Regions from separate parts of the Homo sapiens genome. Here region 1 is linked to region 2. The links are chromatin contacts, found by Hi-C or POLR2A ChIA-PET in ENCODE. All regions are on one chromosome and are shown on one strand. Each heading gives the region's core, a stretch centred on a gene start or an enhancer-like site at or near the end of the contact. The rest is flanking DNA. Distances are from core to core; before and after follow the strand shown. Region 1 holds the start of LINC02863 (long intergenic non-protein coding RNA 2863). Region 2 holds the start of CDC42SE2 (CDC42 small effector 2).

Region 1 (5,079 bases), core at 99-2,598, 1.2 Mb after region 2:
GTTCCCAGTGGTCTTAGATACAGAGTGGTGGCCCTTGCTCCTGTCAGAGTAGGTTTAAAGACCACACAGGTAGATTTCTCCCAGAAACAACACCACTTAGAATTTTCCTTCAGGGAGCATAGCACAGGGGAGATGTCCACACACAGTCATACCTGTGTTTGAATCCCAGCTCTGCCTTTTTGCTTGTGGGTGGTCGAGTTGGGAGTGTGCTTGAGAAATTATTCAGCCTCTTCAACTCTCAGTTTCTACCTCTATAAAACGGGAACAAGAATACTTACCTCAAAGATTTGTGGTATGAATTAAACAAAATAACCTGTTTGAACTGCTTAACATGTGTGTGCACGTGGTAGCCCGTGGTAGCTATTTTTATCATCATCATCATCGTTAAGCATGTCAGTGGCCTCTACCAGTCTGTGGGTGGAAGCAGCTTTCATGTGTGGCTCAGCCTCATGGAGGCTGTGCATTTGCTGTGACTCAGGATTCTAGAATGACTGAGCCAAAGATCTCAAACTTCTCTTTGCTATATTGTTATTTGCAGTCACACTCACACACTCAGTTATCCAGGGTGAATAATTAAGTTTCTGTTGATGTAGGTTGCCATGCTGTTTATTTCCCTGTTTCTCTTCTGTTTAGTTCAGCGTCCTTCAAAGAAGACAATAGTTAAGTAGCTAAACTATATTGAGGGCTTAGTATACTAAAAGTGTTACATAAATTAGCCCCTTTCATTCACATAACCAGATTTAGAAACAGAGTTTCAATAATGCCTAAGACTACACTGCTACCGTGCAGCAGACCCAGCAGACCCGGGCTTCACATGTCTCATTCCAGAGCCCACACTGGCCTCTGTACTACCCGCTTTTAAACAGGACAGTGGTTGAATTTGGTGACCTTGAGAGATCAGGTAGTCTGGTCTTTCTTACCTCCTTTCCAGGCTGAGCTGAACATCACAGAGGGGAATATCTGTGATTTTCTTGAGAAACTTTACAGCGAAAGCTGCTGGCTCTGCCCTTGGTAGCCATTTTTATGGTCTGGAGGGACAGTGGCTTCTTCCTAGAGCCACTTTGCAGTGTTCCCTTGAGGCCAGCTGTCCATCCTCGAGAGCAGTTAGGAGGTCCATGTTGAGAGTGTGCTCAGTCCTTAGTTGGAAACCTGGAAACGCAGACCATGAGGGTGGTGTCCCACTGGCACATGGCAGGTGGGGCCTTCTGCCACCCTGGCTGTGTGTGTGGCGTCCAGTGCGAGTGGTAGCCAGACATCATGCCCACCTGCCCTCGAGCTGCTTGCCTGCAGCTGGCTCCTTACTCACAGATCTGCATCCATCCGGCGCTGGGGAGCAGAGGAAGTGGTCTGTGGGCCAGCTGAATTGCCCAAGGAGCTGAGTCACTGGCTGATTTCGGCCTGCCCTGCAGTCCCTGGGGTGACTATGGTGATAGGGGAGAGAAATCTGCTTATCTAGGGGCCTTGAAGCCTGAGAACTCAGACACTCCAGGAGGGTCCTTCATGCCACAGCATTTACTGAGCACCTACTGTGTGCCTAGAGAGGTCATGCGAGAGACCTCAGCATGGGAGTGTGTGTTGGGCTGCCTGGAGCCCGGGTGGCTGGTGGCCACCAGGGAGCTCCACTGCCTTAGAAGGATCTGAGGCTGGCAGAGGGGCCAGGTTGGTGTGCTGCTGTTTATCTGAGCAGATTCCATGACAACCAGGAGATAAATGCCTGAGGTCAAGCAAACCCTGAAACAAGATTAGGTGTCTGGGTAGGGTGGGACCTATACTGTGATTTGGAGACCCTTAAGTGACCAGTATCTTCTGGGTGACTATTTAGCATGCTTAATTAATTTGTTAATTAACTAATGCCCCATCCTACTCCAGAAAGGATTGAAAGTGACTCAATTCAGCAGGTCTTTTAGAGGGAGGAAGGCATCCTGAGTTTGCTGTGAGTGAAAAGCTAGGGTTTATTCAGGCCCCGAGAGGGTCATTTACCAGCTGCCAGCCCAGCTCCACACTCCTAGGGCTGGCTCCCATGAAAGCACAGCCTTTGCTGCCAAAGCTGGTTTGCAGCGTTGCTGGGATCGCCTCCTGGTCTCTTTGCAACAAGTGGCCCCGACACCTTCCTGCTTTGATGCAAATCATGTGACTTAAGAGAAGCAACCTGACCTCAATTACCAGGTGCAAACATCAGTCACTGAGAGTAAGCAGGAGGCCTCCAGTGTCCCTGGTTGTTTTAGCCTCCAGCATTAAATATTAAGAGTGAACTGTTCAGGGTGTGATAAAGGCTGTGTCTCACAGTTTATGATTTCCAGTAAACCAGAGGGCTTAAAGGAAGGGCCAGGGACAGGTGAGAGATTCCAGACCTGGCCCTCTGCTGAGCTGGTAGAGCAATTTCTGCAGGAATGGGAGGGGCAGGGAGTGAGTCCACAGCTAGTAAAGATTTGCCCTGTTCTGTGGCACAGCTAGAGAGCTGCATTGTCTGCCCAGCAGGCCCCAGAAAGTGAGGCCAGTTTCTGCTCCCAGCCAGGCAGCTGCATGCACTCTCAGCATAGGGATATGGGAAAAAGAAGAAGTGTGATGTGTCCTCACCGTGCTGGCCACTGTGCCTGCCTCCTGCTGGGTGCCAGGCCAGCCAGGAGCCCTGGGCACATTCCTCTATCAGTGTAGGCAATGGGCAGCTCCAACTGCTCTCACAGAAAGCTAGAGGAACATTTCGGTATTCAGAGCCTTCAGACACATGGGCTGGGGTTGCTCAGCATCTGGCCTCCATGGGGAAGTCCAGGCCACAAGGAAGCTGCAAGCAGGCAGCATATCCCACTTAGGCCTAGGAAGGGAACTGAGGTCCCCCTCCCACCCTGCAATGTCATAAGGAGACTCAGCCCTTTCTGAGTTTCTCTAGAGCACCTAATCTGATAGCAGTGATAGAAGCCATACATCAAATTAACTCAGCATGCAGTAACAGTGGCATGCATTCATTTAACAAGTATTTAATGAACACTTGACTCTCTGCCACACACTGTACTAGATGCTGGGCATACAGTAGTGAACAGACAAGGTCCCTACTCAAATGGAGCTACAGCATAATGGTGGAGATAGAAAGAAAACACAGAAATAAAACATTGGTGCTAGCAGTAAGTGCTCTCTAACAAATTAAAATAGACTGAAGTGTAATCAAGTGACTGAGTGACTGCTTTGGATTGGGTAGTCAAGGATAGCCTCTGAGGAAGTGGCATTTCAGGGGATACCTGAAAGAAAAGACTAGAAAAGAGCAGGTGAAAGAGCAGACTCTGTCCTGTCTGCTGTAGGCGCAGGAGAGCCAGAGTGACAGGAGGAGAGGAAGAATGTTCTAGAACATATAGCTTGGTTAACTTGCTTTGGTGTTTGTGACACTTTCTTGCTTATTTTCTGAATTACGCGCTAAACCTTCATTCAGTAAAGTTTTATTGCATGCCCTCTGAGTGCCAGGAATTTTGCCGGATGGCATTAAAATCAAGATGAATATGTCAAGTCTCTTCTCAAGGGGTGTCCAGTGTGTTGGGAGAGATGAGCCAGGAAACCAAGACAGTGTGGAAGTGCTGTGAGTGAGAGAATCAAAGAGGGCTAACAGGAGCATACAGAAGGGCTTCCCAACTCCCCGTGGGCAGTCCAGCAGGGCTCCCAGAGGAGAGGACACCTGAGAGGTCCTGGAGGCTGCGGAAGGTTAGCCAGAAGGAGAATGTATGTCCCAGGCACAGAGAGTGGCCTGTGCAAAGGCCTGGAGGGTAGGGTAAGCAAATGAGAGAAGGATGCTGGAGGGTCTTGGAGATGGAACAGGTGGCCAGGAATCACAGAAAGCCTGGAATGCTCTGCTCTAGAGCCTGAACCAGACACTGGAGAATAGCTTGCGGAATGAAGACAGATTCCTAAGGGGCCAAGTCAGCAGCTGGTAAAGGCTGGAGGAAAGGACACTGAGTTTATGAGTCACTGTTCAGACCACTCTCTGGGGCTCCCTTCCTACCTGGGAGCTATCCCAGGCGACGACCAACACACTCTAGCCATTTCCCAAATCAGAATAGAACATTCACCTGACCCAGGCACCCAGGCAGGAACATGCAGGTATTTAAACATCCAGGTTAACACATTTGACTACTTGGTTTTGGGGGAGCAGGCATGATGGGTTAAGACTTATTAATCTGGAAGTAAGCACTAGGTTTTCCTTTAGGGCAGGAAGACCTTCCTTGCAAAATCCCTTTCTGGCAAGTCTCACTGGGCTGTAAAATTGCAAACGCACTGTTATCACATCCCAATAAGTGCATGATTTGATTTTAAAGTAAGATAATCTTGCGTTCATTCCAGCCTCATAGGGAACATACAGTTTTCTCCATCCTTTTCTCTTACTTACTCCCCTTCCTCTGTTTCCCTCTGTCATCTCTAATCCCCAGAGTATCTGGTTATCTTTTTTATACACTCATTACTCCTTCAAAACACTCCAATATAGATAACAATACTTGATTATTTGGAAGTTATCTCAACTATACATGAGCTGATGAAAACCAGGAAGTAAGCAATAAGCAAAACAGGCAGACAGAGAGTCCAAAGTCCAAAATAAATTAACATTTGTTGAGGACTTGTGGACTTACTATGTTCCAGGCATTATGCTAACCTCATCACAGTCTCTATTTTGATTAATCTTCTGTTTGCCCCTGCAGATCCACTCTCCGTCCTCTCTACCTGCTCTGGGTTGGGAGGCTGACCTGAATGGGCCACATCACTCATCTATCTTGCCTCTGGATTCTAGTTAGATTTGGTCCATGGGGAGCATTAGCAAGAGATGGAAGGACTCAGGAAGATGAGGTCAGGAGTTCCCCGAGGAGGGCAAGTGGTTAAGTTATTCCCCCGGGTCCCTATCAGGTCGCTTTAGGCCAACTGCATCCTCCACTGGAGCCCACAGCTCCTGCCAGACACCCTTCCAATAGCTGCCTCCTTTGGGTCCCCTTACCCATTTATTCCCTTCCTTCATACCTTCAGGTTACAAGTGGTAACAGCTCCCCATTGTTGCTAGCCCCCATATGCTTCACTGTCTCATCTTGATTTCCCTGAGCCCTCCCCACA
Region 2 (5,237 bases), core at 563-3,062:
TTCTCATTCAGTGAAATAGGATTGTAGCGTATCATTGGTCAAAAAACTGCATTAAAAGTCAAGTAAATGGTCATCACTGTACTCACAGTAACTGGAAAATCAAAATGCTTATGGTATGATGTAGATAAAGATCTTATGGTTAACTGAAACAGAAACCAAGAGAAAATTTAAAATAAAAAAAATTGGTCATTTTTTGTTGCTTTAGTTTTTTTTAATCTCAGGGAATTTTTAAATTTTTCATTTATTCTAGGGACTTGGGATACATCAGTTGAACAAAACAGACAAAAATCCCAGCTTCTACTAGGGAAGGCAGACACTAAAAGCTAAACATATCAGATAAATACAGGCATACCTCAGTATCCGAGGGGGATTGGCTCTAGGACCACGACCAGTACCAAAATCCTCTCAGGTCTCTAATATAAAATGATATAGTATTTGCACATAACCCACATATATCCTCCTGTATAAATTATCTATAGATTACTTATAATACAATGTAAGTGCTATGTAAATAGCTGTTATATTGTATTGGTTTTTATTTGTATTTTTAAATTGTTGTGTTTTTTTTCCCAAATATTTTCCATCTGTGGTTGGTTGAATCCAGAAACGCAGAAGCCATGGATGCGGAGGGCTGACTCTGAATTATAAAGATTGTTACAAGGTGGGAAGTGTCATGGGATGAAAGGAAAAATAGTAAGGTAGGAAAGATGGAGAATTTTTTTTTTTTTTGGAACACGTGTCACTCTGTCCAGCCCAAGCTGGAGTGCAGTGGCCTGATGATGGCTCACTGTAACGTAACTCCTGGCCTCAGCCTCCAGAGTACCTGGAACTATAGGTACACGCCAACACACCAGGGTAATTTTTTTTTTTTTTTTTTGTAGAGACAGGGTCTCGCTATGTTGCCCACTCTGTTCTATTTTGAAGGTACAACCAACAAGCTTTCTTGACAGATTGAAAGTGAAAATGAGAGTATGAGAGGAGTTATGGATGATATAAAGTTTTTGGCCTGAGTAACTAGAAATCCTCGCCATCAACCTAGAATGGGGAAGACCATACATTACTTACAGGTTCGAGAGCTTACTTCAGTGGCATTACGCTATCCTTTTGAACTTACGATAAAGTTTTGTAGGCATTTTGGTGGACTGCTGGCTGCTAGATAGGGCACTCATGTTTCTGATTTCTGAGATATGTAAAATACACACCCAAAGGAATCACAGAAGTCTAGTACATGTGTAATTTTCACGCATTTCAAACCAGGTGGTTTAGCCAGCCTTAAACCAGTTAATGACTGATTGAACGATTCTGACTTTTACATGAAAAAGCAGTGGTCAGAGGATGGGCTCTCAACCGCTACTGAGAGACCCCTCATCCCACAACCGCTCAGCACCCACCCACCCACCCTCGCCTGTGCGCGTCCACCGCCCCACAACGTGCGCAGACGTCGCTCCTCCGCACGGATGTCCGCGGCCCGGGCCGGGGTGGGAAGGGGCTCCCCCACGCTCCCGCCCAGGTTTGGTCGCCATCTTTCGGAGCGTCCTTTCCCGCGAGTGCTGCAGTCCCGGATCTCAGGCGTCCGTTAGCTACAGAGGCCAATTCCTAACCCGCGCGGCTCGAATCCCGGGGGTCCCATCGCCTGCCGGCCGATTCGCCCATGCCGGAGGTACGGCGGGGGCGGGGCCTGGCGGGGGGCGGGGCCAGCACTGCGGTCGCTGCAGCTGCGCAACGGCGCCCGCCCCTCCGGCCGCTCTAGGGGCGCGCGCCGCCTCTCGCTCCGCCCAACCCGCGCGCGAGCCTGGGCGGGGAGGGGGAGCCAGGAAGCTGCGAGCGCGCTGGGGAGCGCAGCTGCAGGCGTTGGGGCGGCAGGAGCCGCGGAGCCGGCGCTGAGAGGGGCTGCGGCCGGAGCGGGCGGCTGAGACAAAGGCGACGGTGAGTGCAATGCCAGCCCCAGTCGCGCGTCGGCCGCCACGCCTCGCCCTCTCGGTCCCTTGGGCGGGGTCCCGAAGCCCCGAACCCTCGTCCCTGAGGGCTCTGGGGTGAGCGCGGCCCGGCCTTGCCAGCCGCGCGCTGCGGGCTGTGGGCTGAGCCTGCGTCTTCCATTTCAGGTTTGGGCGAGGTCCTCATGCCCTAGGACCCTGCCTTTGGTTTTTCTTCTGTTTCCTCTGAGGAATGGTTACACGCTCAGTTCAGAATTCACGGCAGGCGGACAGCTGAGGCAGCCAACTGACCGCCTGATGTAAAATGGAAAGGCAGACCCCCCCCCTCCCCCCAACTTTTCACGTCTGGAAGTCGGGAGGGTGGTGCGAGGGGCGGGCGGGGAGGGCCCGGGGTCTCTAGGTGAGGGTTTCGGGGAGCAAAGACACCTGGCTCCGGAGCTCCGACTCTTCGCCTGAGGCGCCCGACGCGTTCAGTCCGCGGGTCCTGCCGCGGTTCGCCCCGGGCCCCGGGCTTGAAAGCCCTTGGCTACCTCGTCGCGGGAGCTGAGCTACTCTTACAGGTTGTTTTACCCAGTGCTTGCAGCTTTAAGTTGCGATTTTAGGCAACGGGTGTGGTAGGTAGCGGCTCCTTGATGCCGCATTAACAGCTGAAAAAGCGCCCCGATCCGCTGACTTCACTATGTGTAAGAAACAACATTGGGGATTCCTCTTTAGCTTGCAATTATTTTAAATGATAAGCTTTTTTAGGGGAATTTTGGGGGGTGATGTGCAGTTTACAAAATCTAAATGTTTCGTTGAAGGGCCTGGCTTATAGTACGTGCTCAGTAAAGTATTTGTTGAATGAATGAATCTTGAAATATCAGACAAAGCTTATCTCACATCTAGTAAAATTTAGGCACATACTCCTTGATTATGATTAAGGAAAGAATGTCGGCAAACAGTATGTATTTTTGATATACGTTTTTTAGTTTTTGTCCCACATAACATACTGTTGATGAACAGTCCGTTCTTACTCTCAATATTATGAACATAGAAAATATATATCAAATTTGGATTTTCTCTTTTGGTTTGAGAGAAGTTGGTATACATTTTCTGTTTCTTAAAAACAGGCCTTATTTCTAATCTTTAAAAATAATGGAGAAGATAAAGAGGGAGTGGGATTGTATTTTGAAACCCAGCTTTCTGTTTCATTATGAATAAAGGAGTTTATGTGTTTTTGAGAAGGGACTGTGGTATGGTCTTGCTGCTTTTTGAGCAAGGGAGAACTCTAAATTTAGGGGGGGAAAAGCTAATGTTGCACTAATATAATAAAATGTCACCATTTACTCAACAGATATTCATTAAGCACCTGTTTATGGGCACAGGCAAAATCCGCAATTATCCTTTTCTTAAACTTGAATGCAAAGTTATTTCCTTATTATTGATGTCGCAAGTGGTGACTGTCTTAAACCCCTAGTGGCTATTTCAGTTGGGAAAGATGGCAGGTGAACTGCAGGAAGTGTAAATTCATAACAGCCTTTAAAGGTTAATAAGTAACTTTGTACAGCTAAAATTATTGGGTTAAGCTTTTATATTGTCAGTTTAATAGAATCTGTCTACATTTTAAAATGAAGGGAGGAAGACATTTAATAAGCTAGTGTTTTTATTATCTCCCTGGTCCCTATTAGGAGACTTTGGTACAGTGTATTGAAGGGTAATGTACTTCTGGTCCTGTTTTCTGTAAATAATCTTTGTAATAACATTTTCTGTTTTTAAAAATCCCCAGAGATAAACAGTAGATTCCTTTTCTATAAGAAATGTTTTAAAATAAAGCTTCATTTCAGGAATTTTATTTTGTCCTTGTGTTCACCACTTACAAATAAATGCATATAAACTTGATAGTGCTAAAAAGGGAAGGATTATTAGTAATAATTTGTGGTTCCATATGTGGACTTATCTTTTAGTATTGCAACTGTGATAAAACTACTAATTTAAAAGGATGAGATTTGTAGTTTTGCATTTATTCTGAACATAAGGTTGCGTTGCCTATTTTAATCTATTTATATATGTTTAAAAAGCAGTAATATTTTATTTATTTCAGGAATCCAGACTAATGTGATCCAAAGTCTGTCTTGATTATTATGAAATAATGTAGATATTAATTTTTTTATAGTTAGCTTTTTTGTATTTAAGTGGGCTGTTTTGACTGTTAATGCTTATAATACTTAATACATTGTTAAAGATAATGTTTACATTCAAATAGAAGTTTCAGATTTTGGACTTACCGGCTATTAGCTTTTTTTTTTCTTTTTTTTTTTTTTTTCGAGACGAAGTCTCGCTCTGTCACCCAGGCTAGAGTGCAGCGGTGTGATCTCGGCTTACTGCAACCTCCGCCTTTGGGGCTCGAGCTATTCTCATGCCTCAGCCTCCCATGTAGCTGGGATTACAGACATGCGCCACTATGCCCTATTTTTTGTATTTTCAAAAAGAGACGGGGTTTCTCTGTGTTGGCCAGGCTGGTCTCGAACTCCTGGTCTCAAGTGATCTGCCCGCCTCGGCCTCCCAAAGTGTGCTGTTAGCTTTTTATTGTTGTTTCTAGAAAAAATAAGGAAAGTAATTCTTCAAATTTTAGTGATAGAGAATTGTGATACTTTTTCTTTAAATGTGTATTTCTCGGAAGAAGTTACCTGACAATGTACCACTGATAGTCTGGTGTTGATGACAAACCTACTTGTAAATGGTAATAGTGATGATAAAGAACAAGTAAATAAGGTGTGATGTGTTAAGTAAAAGTGTTTGGCTTTTTTTTTTTTTTTTTTTTTTCGGATAAGCACATCATCAGAATTCTTGACAATCAGCAGCTGCGTTAAAATATATTTTTCCAAGAAATCAGAACTCATAATTTTTTTTTTTTTTTTTTGAAACGGAGTCTTGCTCTGTTGCCAGGCTGGAGTGCAGTGGCGCGATCTCGGCTCACTGCAACCTCCACCTCCCTGGTTCAAGCAATTCTCCTGCCTCAGCCTCCCAAGTAGCTGGGACTACAGGTGTGTGCCACCACACCCGGCTAATTTTTGTATTTTTAGTAGAGACAGGGTTTCACCGTGTTGGCCATCCATGATGGTCTCGGTCTCTTGACCTCGTGATCTGCCCTCCTTGGCCTCCCAAAGTGCTGGGATTACAGGCGTGAGCCACCACGCCAGGCCATAATTTTTTTTTTTGTACCTTAAAAATACTAGTGTTTTCAAAGTATTGTTCCTTCCTTGGAGTAGTTCATAATGTTTTGAGGCTAAATAAATTTCAGGATTATCTTGTGTTATAATTGCT

Evidence for each region. A loop is a pair of places that touch in the nucleus more often than their neighbours do. ChIA-PET counts read pairs that join two places held with the same protein, here RNA polymerase II (POLR2A). Pooled maps may share reads with other maps.
Region 1: a loop to region 2 is called in a pooled map, with 3 times the contacts of the local background. The contact joins the promoter of LINC02863 here to the promoter of CDC42SE2 in region 2. A Hi-C loop is called at or near these places in 4 of 37 single-sample maps with no recorded cell type and 9 of 50 pooled maps. POLR2A ChIA-PET finds 5 or more read pairs at or near these places in 1 of 52 experiments (GM10248).

Annotation. Positions count from the first base shown.
Region 1 is chr5:132,425,362-132,430,440 of GRCh38, forward strand. LINC02863 (long intergenic non-protein coding RNA 2863) reads right to left here and starts at 1,349. Exons shown (of 2, transcript NR_186381.1): 1 at 921-1,349; 2 at 1-251. The region is part of intron 2 of CARINH (colitis associated IRF1 antisense regulator of intestinal homeostasis); the gene reads left to right. RefSeq lists enhancers at 505-724, 1,075-1,274, 1,977-2,563, 2,564-3,148 and silencers at 2,195-2,264, 2,295-2,374, 2,685-2,784.
Region 2 is chr5:131,262,241-131,267,477 of GRCh38, forward strand. It overlaps CDC42SE2 (CDC42 small effector 2), which reads left to right and starts at 1,813. Exons shown (of 5, transcript NM_001375635.1): 1 at 1,813-1,926. RefSeq lists enhancers at 1,097-1,146, 2,275-3,092 and silencers at 1,267-1,336, 1,347-1,396, 1,427-2,076.